Linked DNA regions of Homo sapiens: region 2 is linked to region 1. Evidence: read pairs that join two places in POLR2A ChIA-PET (ENCODE). Cell type or tissue: OCI-LY7. All regions are shown on one strand.

What was found. Peaks named below come from ENCODE experiments on the same cell type or tissue, not always from the same donor. Only the 100,000 strongest peaks of a DNase experiment are listed, where the experiment ranks them.
Region 2: POLR2A ChIA-PET joins it to region 1 with 6 read pairs; 1 of 35 experiments calls an interaction of 5 or more read pairs at or near these places.

What each region holds. Positions count from the first base shown.
Region 1 is chr2:121,801,743-121,806,742 of GRCh38, reverse strand. The region is part of intron 4 of LINC01823 (long intergenic non-protein coding RNA 1823); the gene reads right to left. Among named protein-coding and RNA genes, the nearest start is that of LINC01823, 14 kb to the right of the region's middle. RefSeq lists an enhancer at 2,307-2,386. In OCI-LY7, no CTCF peak of the experiment used is centred here; DNase peaks (open chromatin) are centred at 1,162, 2,252, 2,702 and 3,052; H3K4me3 peaks cover 2,241 bases; H3K27ac peaks cover 2,574 bases.
Region 2 is chr2:122,298,612-122,303,611 of GRCh38, reverse strand. The region is part of intron 3 of LOC105373592 (a long non-coding RNA gene); the gene reads right to left. Among named protein-coding and RNA genes, the nearest start is that of LINC01823, 510 kb to the right of the region's middle. In OCI-LY7, a CTCF peak has its summit at 2,651 (motif pointing right); a DNase peak (open chromatin) is centred at 2,671.

The sequences.
Region 1 (5,000 bases):
ATCCACAGGGCTGGTTCCTTCCAGATGCCCCAAGGGAAGATTTGCTTCTGCTTTTTGAAGCTGCTCCCAGCCCCTTCCTCCATCTTCAATGCCAGCATCTTCTCTTCTCCCTGACCTCCTCCCTCCCTCTCATAAAGGACCCTCATGATTACATCGAGCCCACTCAAATCCAAAACAATCTTCCCATCTCAAGATTCCTAATTCAGCCGGTTGTTGTGACTCATGCCTGTAATCCCAGCATGTTGGAAGGCCGAGGAGGGAGGATCACTTGAGTCCAGGAGTTCAAGACCAGCCTGGACAATATAGTGAGACTCCTGTCTCTAAAAAACAAAATAATCCTTAATTTGATTACATCTGCAAAGTCCCTTCTGCCAACTAAGCTAACATACTCACAGGTTCCAGGGATTAGGATGTGAACCTCGTTGGGGAGCTATTATTCAGCCTGAGAAGGTTGTTAAAAGTATAAATGAGTTAACATACAGAGAGTGCTAGAGAAAACCATCTGGCACAAAATAAATGCTATTAACCGTGTTAGCTGTTGTGATTAATAAAAGTCACACACACACACTAAGTGGTGTGGCTGAAACTGAACCCCATGCCAGGCAGAAGCCCAGGATGCCATAGAAACCATAAAATCGGAAAAATTGGGGGCGGGGGGAATCCCAGAAGGGGGAAATCTTGTCTGGTTCTACAACAGACCTAGCAGCGTCTGTCTGGATTCCTTAGTGAGGAAGTTCCCAGTATTTACCAAGTTAATTGGCTTTGACCTCAACCAATAAGATAACACAAAATACTGCATATGATCTTTGAGTGACAAAAGAAACGGGATGCCTCAGCTTTGATCAGGGCCCAGTTTCTGAGATGTGAAACGGAAGTCGAGCTGTAAATGTAAATAGAACTACAAGTTGTGTCCTCAAGCTTCAGTAACAAGTCTGGGAGCTTCTCCCACTTTTTGAAAAGGAAAATAGGCTCTCGTTAATTTCATTCCATCACGTGGAATTTCTAATGGCTTTGACATTCTAAAAACAACTAAATTGGAGCCTTAAAACATATATCATTTGGAAGGCAGCCTGGTAAGATGGAAGGAGAGGAGGACTGGGTTGGAAACCACCAGTGCTGGACTCCACACCAGGCTCTGAACCAACACCTGCTGCAACCAAGACTTGGCCCCTCCCCTCTCTGGGCCCCAGTTTCCTTACTAGTAAAATGAAGGGAGTGAAATCCCCCCGTGTTCTGACATCACATCATCTGTTGATTCATTTCTTCTGAAATTTCTTCCCCTTTCCCCTGCTTTCTCTCTCTTTCCACCAGAGTATCAACAGATTCATATTTTTTTCTTCTCTCAAGGGAAATGCCTTAATTTGAAGTCACTCATAATTTCTAATTTGTACAATAAATGTAGCTGGTTGGAGTAGATAGTGGAAGATGCATGGATTCAAGTTCTGGCTCTGTAATTTACTAACTGTGTGATCTTGAGTGAATTACTTAACCTCTCTGTTTCCTCAGATCTACGGATAATTCCTGCTCACAGGAATGTTGTGAGGCTCAAATAAGATGATACATGCAAAGCACTTAGAATAGTCCCTCTCATATGCAAAGTGCTTAGTAAACAGACATTAGCAGGAGGAGGAGTGGCTGCTGTTGTTGTTATTTCTTTTCTTTGTTGGATCTCCTAGATCCTACTAATAGGTGACTTTAATAAAGGCATTTTGAAAAGACCATTCAGAAGAGACAGTTTCCCCTCCTAATGTCCCTCTCCCAGGAAGAAAGGAAGGAAAGAAGAAAGAGAAAGAGGGAAGAAAGAAAGGGAGGCGAGAGGAAGGGGGGAGGAAGGAAAGAGAGAGAAAGAAAATTCAAATGCTGCCATTAAATAGACCAAGATCAGAGGTATTTCATCACAAGAAAAGAAAAACATCATTACAAGCTATAATTTTTGGCTTTCAAGAAATTATATTCATTTGAAAAAGAGCATTGAACTTGTGCCTTCTTAGTAGAAAAATAAACAGCTTTCTGAAGAGTTAGGAGATGATTTTACATAAAAATTGAATTTGTTGAATGCCAGAAAAAGTGATTCGAATATTTGATTTCATCCACCAAATGTGTGAACAACTGGCCTAAAAGATTTTCACTCAACTTGCTGATGGCGAATTTGGCTACAATTGAAACGGGCAGAAAAAAAGCCCAGGCCCCTAACGGCCTCTGGCTGGCAGCCAATCAAAATGATGTCACCCACTCAGTGATGTGCCTCAAACCCCTACCTCCGTCCTGGCTTCCTCTTTCAGCTCCCTACACACACACACACAGGAACTCTCAGATGGCACCTTCCTTCCTCACAGAGAACAATTCTGATCAAATCCACACTGAAGATGTTCTCTCTCCAGAAGTATTTGCATTTCATGGGTTCTTGTTTAATTTTAAAGCTAATACCAGTTTATTTAAAACCGTTTGATAATATGAGAATAAAAAAAAAACTTCATTTTAATCACTTGACTTTCCCAGTCCAATTCCATGAGCCAAAGATAACTGAAGTGAATATTTCAGAACTAGGAAGATACTTCTTTGATTACAGAGAACATCATTTCAACCCAACTCCTCACAGCATACATCCCAGGGAAATTCTAAAGCAGCATTTTCCCAAGTGTGCCCCTAGACAACTGTCTTAGTCCATTTGCATTGCTAGAAAGGGATACCTGAGGCTGGGTAGTTTATAAAGAAAAGAGGTTTAACTGGCTCATGGTTCTGCAGACTGTATCAGAAGCACGATGCCTGTATCTGCTTCTAGTGAACACCTCAGGCTGCTTCCACTCGTGGCAGAAGGGGAAGGGGAGCAGGCATCACATAGCAAGGGAAGAAGGAAGAGAGAGATGGGGAGGAAATCCCAGGTTCTTTTCAACAACCAGTTCTCATGGGAACCAAGAGAGCTGGAACTTACTCGTCACCACAAGGACAGCACCAAGCCCTTTATGAAGGATCCACCTCCATGAACCAAACACCTGGCAATAGGCTCCACCTTTCATGTTGGAGATCAAATTTCAACATGAGATTTGGAGGGCCAACTATCTAACAACTGATGCATGAAAGACTCTACAAATAAAGCGAAAAAGAGGAAGGGGCCCTTGCCTGCTGCCCTTACCTCCTGAAAATGCACAGTGAGCACTGTCCTATCTAAGACTCAGAAGCTGTGCAGTGTATATATAAATATATATATAATATATGTATTCTGTTTAGCCAAACATTACCAAAACATTCAGAAACCTTAGAACCACATGAAACACACTTTAGAAAACACTACTAGTTAAAATTAAACACAGCTAGTTAAAATTAAAAACAAGACTACTTCCTACAACAGTTATTATTACCCTTTTTCTAGATTTTTTTAGCCAATACTATAAATACATGAAATGGAAATAAGAATTGGACATTTTAGAATGGCATAGAGAAGAACGCATTGTTGGGTGATATTTTGTTTATCTATAAATTACAAAGAATAAGCTCTAAAACTATTAAAATTCATAGGAATTCAGCAATGTAGCTAGAATACAAGCTAAATTTTCAGAATAATAGATTTTCCATAACTTAGCAATAACCAATTAGAAAAGTTAAGATATTTAATCCCAATAATTATTTTTAAGAATTATCTAGACAAAGCTTTAATGAAAAAAAGTTAACATTTCCACTAAGAAGATGAGACTGCAATTTATGAGTAATGCTCATGGAGAAGGTAATGCTTAAATAAAGGAATTAAGGATGGTGTGAGTTGCCTGTAATCCCAGCACTTTGGGAGGTCGAGGTGGGTGGATCACTTGAGGTCAGGAGTTCGAGAACAGCCTGACCAACATAGTGAAACCCCATCTCTACTAAATACAAAAAAATTAGCCAGGTATAGTGGTACATGCCTGTAATCCCAGCTACTTGGGAGGCTGAGGCAGGAGAATTGCTTGGACCCAGGAGGCAGAGGTTTCAGTGAGCCGAGATTGTGCCATTGCACTCCAGCCTGCGCAACAAGAGTGAAAACACCGTCTCAAAAAAAAAAAAAAAAAATGGCGTGAGTTTAAGGCAGCAGAAAAAGACATTTTGGAGCAAGTCAGCATTTTACTTGAAAAATGTTCCTCTTCCTTCTGGCCTCTGTGTTCACTTATGAGAAATCCTCCATCATCTCCACCTGCCACCACCTCCCAAAGTGTTGGGATTACAGGCGTGAGCCACCGCACCCGGCCCCTCCATCATCTCTTTAAAGGTAATGCCTTATCTCCCTAGATGCTTTCAAGATTTTTCTTTGTCTTTAGTTTTTGACTGATGATTTCAGTGTGGATTTCTTCGGGCTTATCTTGTCTGGGATTCATCAGCCTCTGTTGGTTTGTGTCTTTTGCCAAGTTTGGTTTGTGTCTTTTGCCAAATTTGGCAAGTTTTCAATCGTCATTTTTCCAAATCTTTTTCAGCCCATACTTCCTTATCTCCTTCTGGAACTCCAATAATACAAATATTCGATCTTTTGTTGTTGTCCCACAGATCCCTGAGGCTCTTGTCATTTTTTTTTCCATCTGTTTCCCCACTGTTCAAATCAGGTAATTTCTTTTGTTCTGTCTTCAAGTTCACCAATTCTTTCATCTTTTTATTCATCCTGCTATTGAGTGCACACAATGAGTTTTTTATTTCAGTTATTGTATTTTTTAGTTCTAAACTTTTCATTTGCTTTTCCTTATACCTTCAGTTGCCTTGCTAAGACTTTATTTTTCGTTTGTTTCAAACATGTTTGTAATTTCTTATTGCAGCATTTTAATGATGACTGCTTTACCATCTAATTTCTGTATCATCTCTGTGTTGACATCTATTGATTGTCTTTTCTCATTCAAACTGAGATTTTCCTGGTTCTTGGCAAAACCACATTCCTTAGAAGGACATTGTGCGTTAAGACTCTAGATCTCACTTAACCTTTTTTCTTTCTTTTCTGTAGGTAGTCACCCTATTTAGAAAGAGCATGAAGGCCAAAGTGAGAGTGG
Region 2 (5,000 bases), 500 kb before region 1:
CTGGAATTTATCTACTTCTACTAGATTTTCTAGTTTGTATGCATAGAGGTGTTTATAACAGTCTCTGATGGTTTTTTGTATTTCTGTGGAGTTGGTGGTAACGTCCCCTTTGTCATTTCTGATTGTGTTTATTTGGACCATCTCTCTTTTTTACTTCATTAGTCCAGCTGGCAGTATATCAACTTATTTATCCTTTCAAATAAAGAACTTCTTCTTTTATTGATCTTTTGTATGGTTTTTTACTTCTGAATTTCATTCCGTTCAGCTCTGATTTTGGTTATTTCTGTCTTCTGCTAGCTTTGGGGTTGTTCTTACAGTTCCTCAAAGTATGATGTTAGGTTGTTAATTTGAGATCTTTCTAACATTTTCATGTAGGGATTTAGTGCTATGTACTTCCTTCTTACTACTGTTTTAGCTGTGTCCCAGAGATTCTGGTATATTGTGTCTTCTGTTCTCATAGTTTCAAAGAATGTCTTGATTTCTGCCTTAATTTCATTGCTTACCCAGAAGTCATTCATAATCATGTGGTTTAGTTTATCTGTAATTCTATGGTTTTGAGCAATCTTCTTGGTATTCATTTCAATTTTTATTGTGCTGTGGTCTAAGAGTGTGATTGGTGATTTCAGTTTTTTAATTTGCTGAGAATTGTTTTATGGTCAATTGTGGGATCGATTTGAGTATGTGCCATGTGCAGATGAGAAGAATGTATTTTCTGTTGTTTTGGTGTGGAGAGTTCTGTGGATGCCTGTTAGGTCCGTTTGGTCAAGTATTGAGTTCAGGTCCTGAATATTTCTGTTAGTTTTCTGACTTGTTGATCTGTCTAATACTGTCAATGGGATATTAAATTCTCCAACTGTTACTGTATAATTATCTAAGTCTCTTTGTAGGTCTCTAAGAACTTGTTTTATGAATCTGGATGCCCTGTGTTGGGTGCATATATATTTAAGACAGTTAAATTGTCTTATTGAATCAAACCCTTAGCCATTGTGTAATGCCCTTCTTTGTCTTTTTTGATCATTGTCAGTTAAAAGTCTGTTTTGTCTGAAATTAGAATAGCAACCTCTGCACTCCAGCCCAGGCAACACAGTGAGACTCTGTCTTAAAAACAAAAAAAGAGTAGCAACCCCTGATATTTTTGGTTTCCATTTGCTTCATAGATTTTTCTCCATCATTTTACTTTGAGCTTGTATTCTTGCATGTGAGATGGGTAACTTGAAGACAGCATACAGTTAAGTCTTGCTTCTTTATCCAAGTTGCCACTCTGTGCCTTTTGATCAGGCTGCTTAGCCTGTTCTCATTCAAAGTTAACATAAATATTTGTGGATTTAATTCTATTATCATATTGTTAGCTGGTTATTATGTAGAATTGATTGTGTAGTTGCTTTATAGTGTCAGTGGTCTATTTATTTAAGTGTGTTTTTGTGATGGCTGGTAAAAGTCTTTCTTTTCCATACTTAGCCCTCCTTTAGGCACCTCTTGTAAGGCAATTCTGGTGACAATGAGTTCCCTTAGCATTTGCTTGTCTGAAAAGGATCTTATTTCTGCTTCACATATGAAGCTGAATTTGGCTGGATATAAAATTCTTGGTTGGAATTTCTTTTCTTTAAGAATGCTAAATATAGGTCCCCAATCTCTTCTGGCTTATAAGGTTTCTGTTGAAAAGTCCACTGTTATACTAAGGGGGTTCCCTTTGTAGATGACTTATCCCTTCTTTTCCTAGTCGCTTTTAATATTTTCTCTTTCATGTCAACCTCAGAGAATCTGATGATGATTATGCATCTTAAAGATGGTTGTTTTGTATGGTATCTCACAGGGGTTCTCTGCATTTCCTGAATTTAAATATTGGCCTGTCTAGTGAGATTGGGAAATGTTCATGGCCAATATCCTCACATATGTTTTTCAAGTTGCTTGTTTTCCCTCCTTCTCTTTCAGGGATGCCAATGAGTTACAGAGTTCATCTCTTTACACAATCCCATATTTCTCAGAGGTTTTGTTTGTTTTTAAAATTCTTTTTTTTCTTTATTTTTGCCTCACGGAGATAGTTCAGAGAATCAGTCTTCAGGTTCTGAGATTGTTTCCACAGCTTGTCCTTGTCTCACATGCCTCTTGCCTCTTCTTCTATTCTTCTGTTAATACTTGCCATTGTATTATGAAATTCTTGTAGTGTGTTTTCCAGCTCTGTCAGATCAGTTTGGTTCTTTGTTAAAATGGCCATTTTGTCTTTCAACTCCTGTATTATTTTGTTGTAATCCTTAGATTCCTTAAACTGGGTTTTGACTTTCTTCTGAATCTCAGTGGTCTTTGTTCCCATTCATATTCTAAATTCTGTGTCTGTTATTTCAGCCATTTCGGCCTGGTTAAGGACCATCACTAGGGAACTCGTGCAGTTATTTGGAGGAAAGAAGACACTCTGGCTTTTTGAGTTGACAGAGTTCTTGCACTGGTCCTTTCTCAACTGTATGGGCTAATGTTCCTTTAACTACAGTGGGATTTGAGTATAATGAGTTGTCTTCATTTCTGGATGTTTTCAGAGGGCTAAGTATTTGTGCAGGGTCTTTATTTGTAGCTGAATTCTTATCGTTCCTTTCACAGAAATGGAGGGGGGATACAGCAAAGTATTTTTGGTGTTGAAGTTCAGGCCGTGATCCAGTAGGTGGTGCTTAAGTGCAATGACTGGTAGGCTCTTAGCCAAGTGGCTCCTCTGTATTTCCTCATGATTGCAGCTGTGGTCCCTTGCAGTGCTCTGAAGGTGTGGGCTCCTCTTCCACTCAAATGCTGGATGCAGATCTTGGCTTGGCACTCCTGGGCTGCACACCATAGCCGTGGAGCTAGCTCAGGCTTTATGGTCCCTCCCAAACGTGAGGGTAGCAGAGGCAGAGACCTTGGCAGTGGTAATGGCAGAGGGCCAGAGGGTCTTTCACTTGTCTCTCAGGGCTGCACCCCAGCACAACACAAAGCAGTTATCAATCAGAACAATCAGTCTGAGGTGGGGCGGCTGTGTTGTGGGCCCAAGCTAGACAGCCCTGCCTAATGATGAGCAAGAGGATGGGGGTGCTCACGAAGAAGACAGACTGGGTTCCATTTTAGATCTTAATTGTTAAGAAAAATATTTAAAAACTCCAGAAAGACAATCAGAAGAACGAAATCCTGAGTTGAGTATTAGATGCTATTAAGCAATTATTCAGGAAAGTTGGTAATTTTGTTGTTTGTGATAATAATATTGTGCTTGTGTCTTTTTAGAGTTCACATCTATAAAAGTTACATATGGAAATATACACAGGTAAAGTAATATGTCATATTGAATTTGCTTAAAATACTTCTCTGTCCAAAAAAAAAAAAAAAGGAAATGGCAGGGGGTGATGGATGAAAGAAGAAGGAAGAAGGAAGAATGGAGAATGGCAACATGTTAATAATTGATGAAGATGGGTGATAAGGGCTAAATTTGAGTCTGAAAATATTCATAAGATTTAGTTAAAATAGCCATTGCAACTTAATTATTAGCTATGTGATATTGGACATGTTTTAAATTTTCTGAGCTCTGATTTTCTCATTAATGAAACAGGGATAAAAATGTTTTTCCTTCCATGATCGCTTTGAAGATTAATTAGTGTAATAGGCCTGAATAATGCCAGGCTCCTAGTAAGTACTTAATAATACAAAAATCCCTTGTAGATGTCATGGAATATCCTTAACACTTTGTTTAAACCAGTCCTTCTAAGTAAGCAGATTCCAGCTCAGTGAAAAAAAAAAAACACTGCAGACAGTGTTCCTTTTGAATCCAGATTTAAGCATGGATTCACGCTTTGTATCCAGAAACTTGGTGATATGATTTTGTATCCCGTGGATGTTTTTTGAGGACATGGATTCTGTCTCATTCTCACCTGAATTCCTATATAACAGGGTGCTGGCTGTGTAGTGAGGCTGTGTTTGTCAGCTGGCTGACTGAATTAGCGAATGAATGATGCCTGATAATTTAGCCCATTTAAGCATGGTTAACATGCAAGTGAATGAAAATACAGCATAGACTACTAGAGGAGGGATGAAAAGGAAGATAGAGTTGGTGAGAAGACTGTATGAATTAAAATGGGCAATGGAGAAGAAGAAAGATTCAACTGTAAACTTTCATCAGGAGCCAGGCAATCAGTGGGAGGAGGCGTGTGAGACAAGGACAGAGAAAGAGTGGTCAGGAGACTTTGGAAAAGTACAAACAGAGGGAGCGAGCACAAGAGCACAAATGCAATCCTGCTCAGAGCCAGTGAAACACCTTCTCAACAGTACTGAGAGCAACAGATCATGCATTCAGATGGAGACTTTACGGAGTACAGGCCAAGAAGTAGTTAGACCTTTGTTCAAGACTGAACAGTTCCCTTAAAAGTTTATCTAAAAGTTCTGCAAAATTTATTTTTAGGTATTTGTATCTCCTAAAACAAGAACCACATCTTTGAATAAAAATATGATAAACTATGTCTGAGTGCAGCATTGAAATGAAATAGAAGAGCTTAGTAGAAAGGCATAAAGGTTATATTTGGGGAGGGAATATTTAGAATCAGTCAGAAATGTGCAAAGATGTATGGGATGTAAGAAGATCCATTCAGTACATCACTTAGGGTTTTGAAGAACAAGAACCAGCACAACAGGGGTTGTTAATGCAAGAGCTCAGCCAAAGAATCTCATTTTGCTCCAAGCCAAAAATGGATACGTCAAGTTGAGTTCCATTAAAAGAAAATGGCAACGTAATAGAAAATGTGTTATACACAACATATCTCATTGTAGAGAAGAGAACATCTTTTTGGAAAGTGATCTCAAAATCAGAAATGATGTGATCAGAAATTAAAGGAATTGGAAAGTAATCTGCTGTATGCTTCAATTTTTGAAACACTGTTTGAAGGGTTTCTTATTGATAAATAATAGATTGATAATAAAGTCAAGTTAAAGGCATCAGTTTATCTTGAATAACAGGGAAGTCATTTGTAACCCAGTAAATGCCCCTGTGCCTCAAG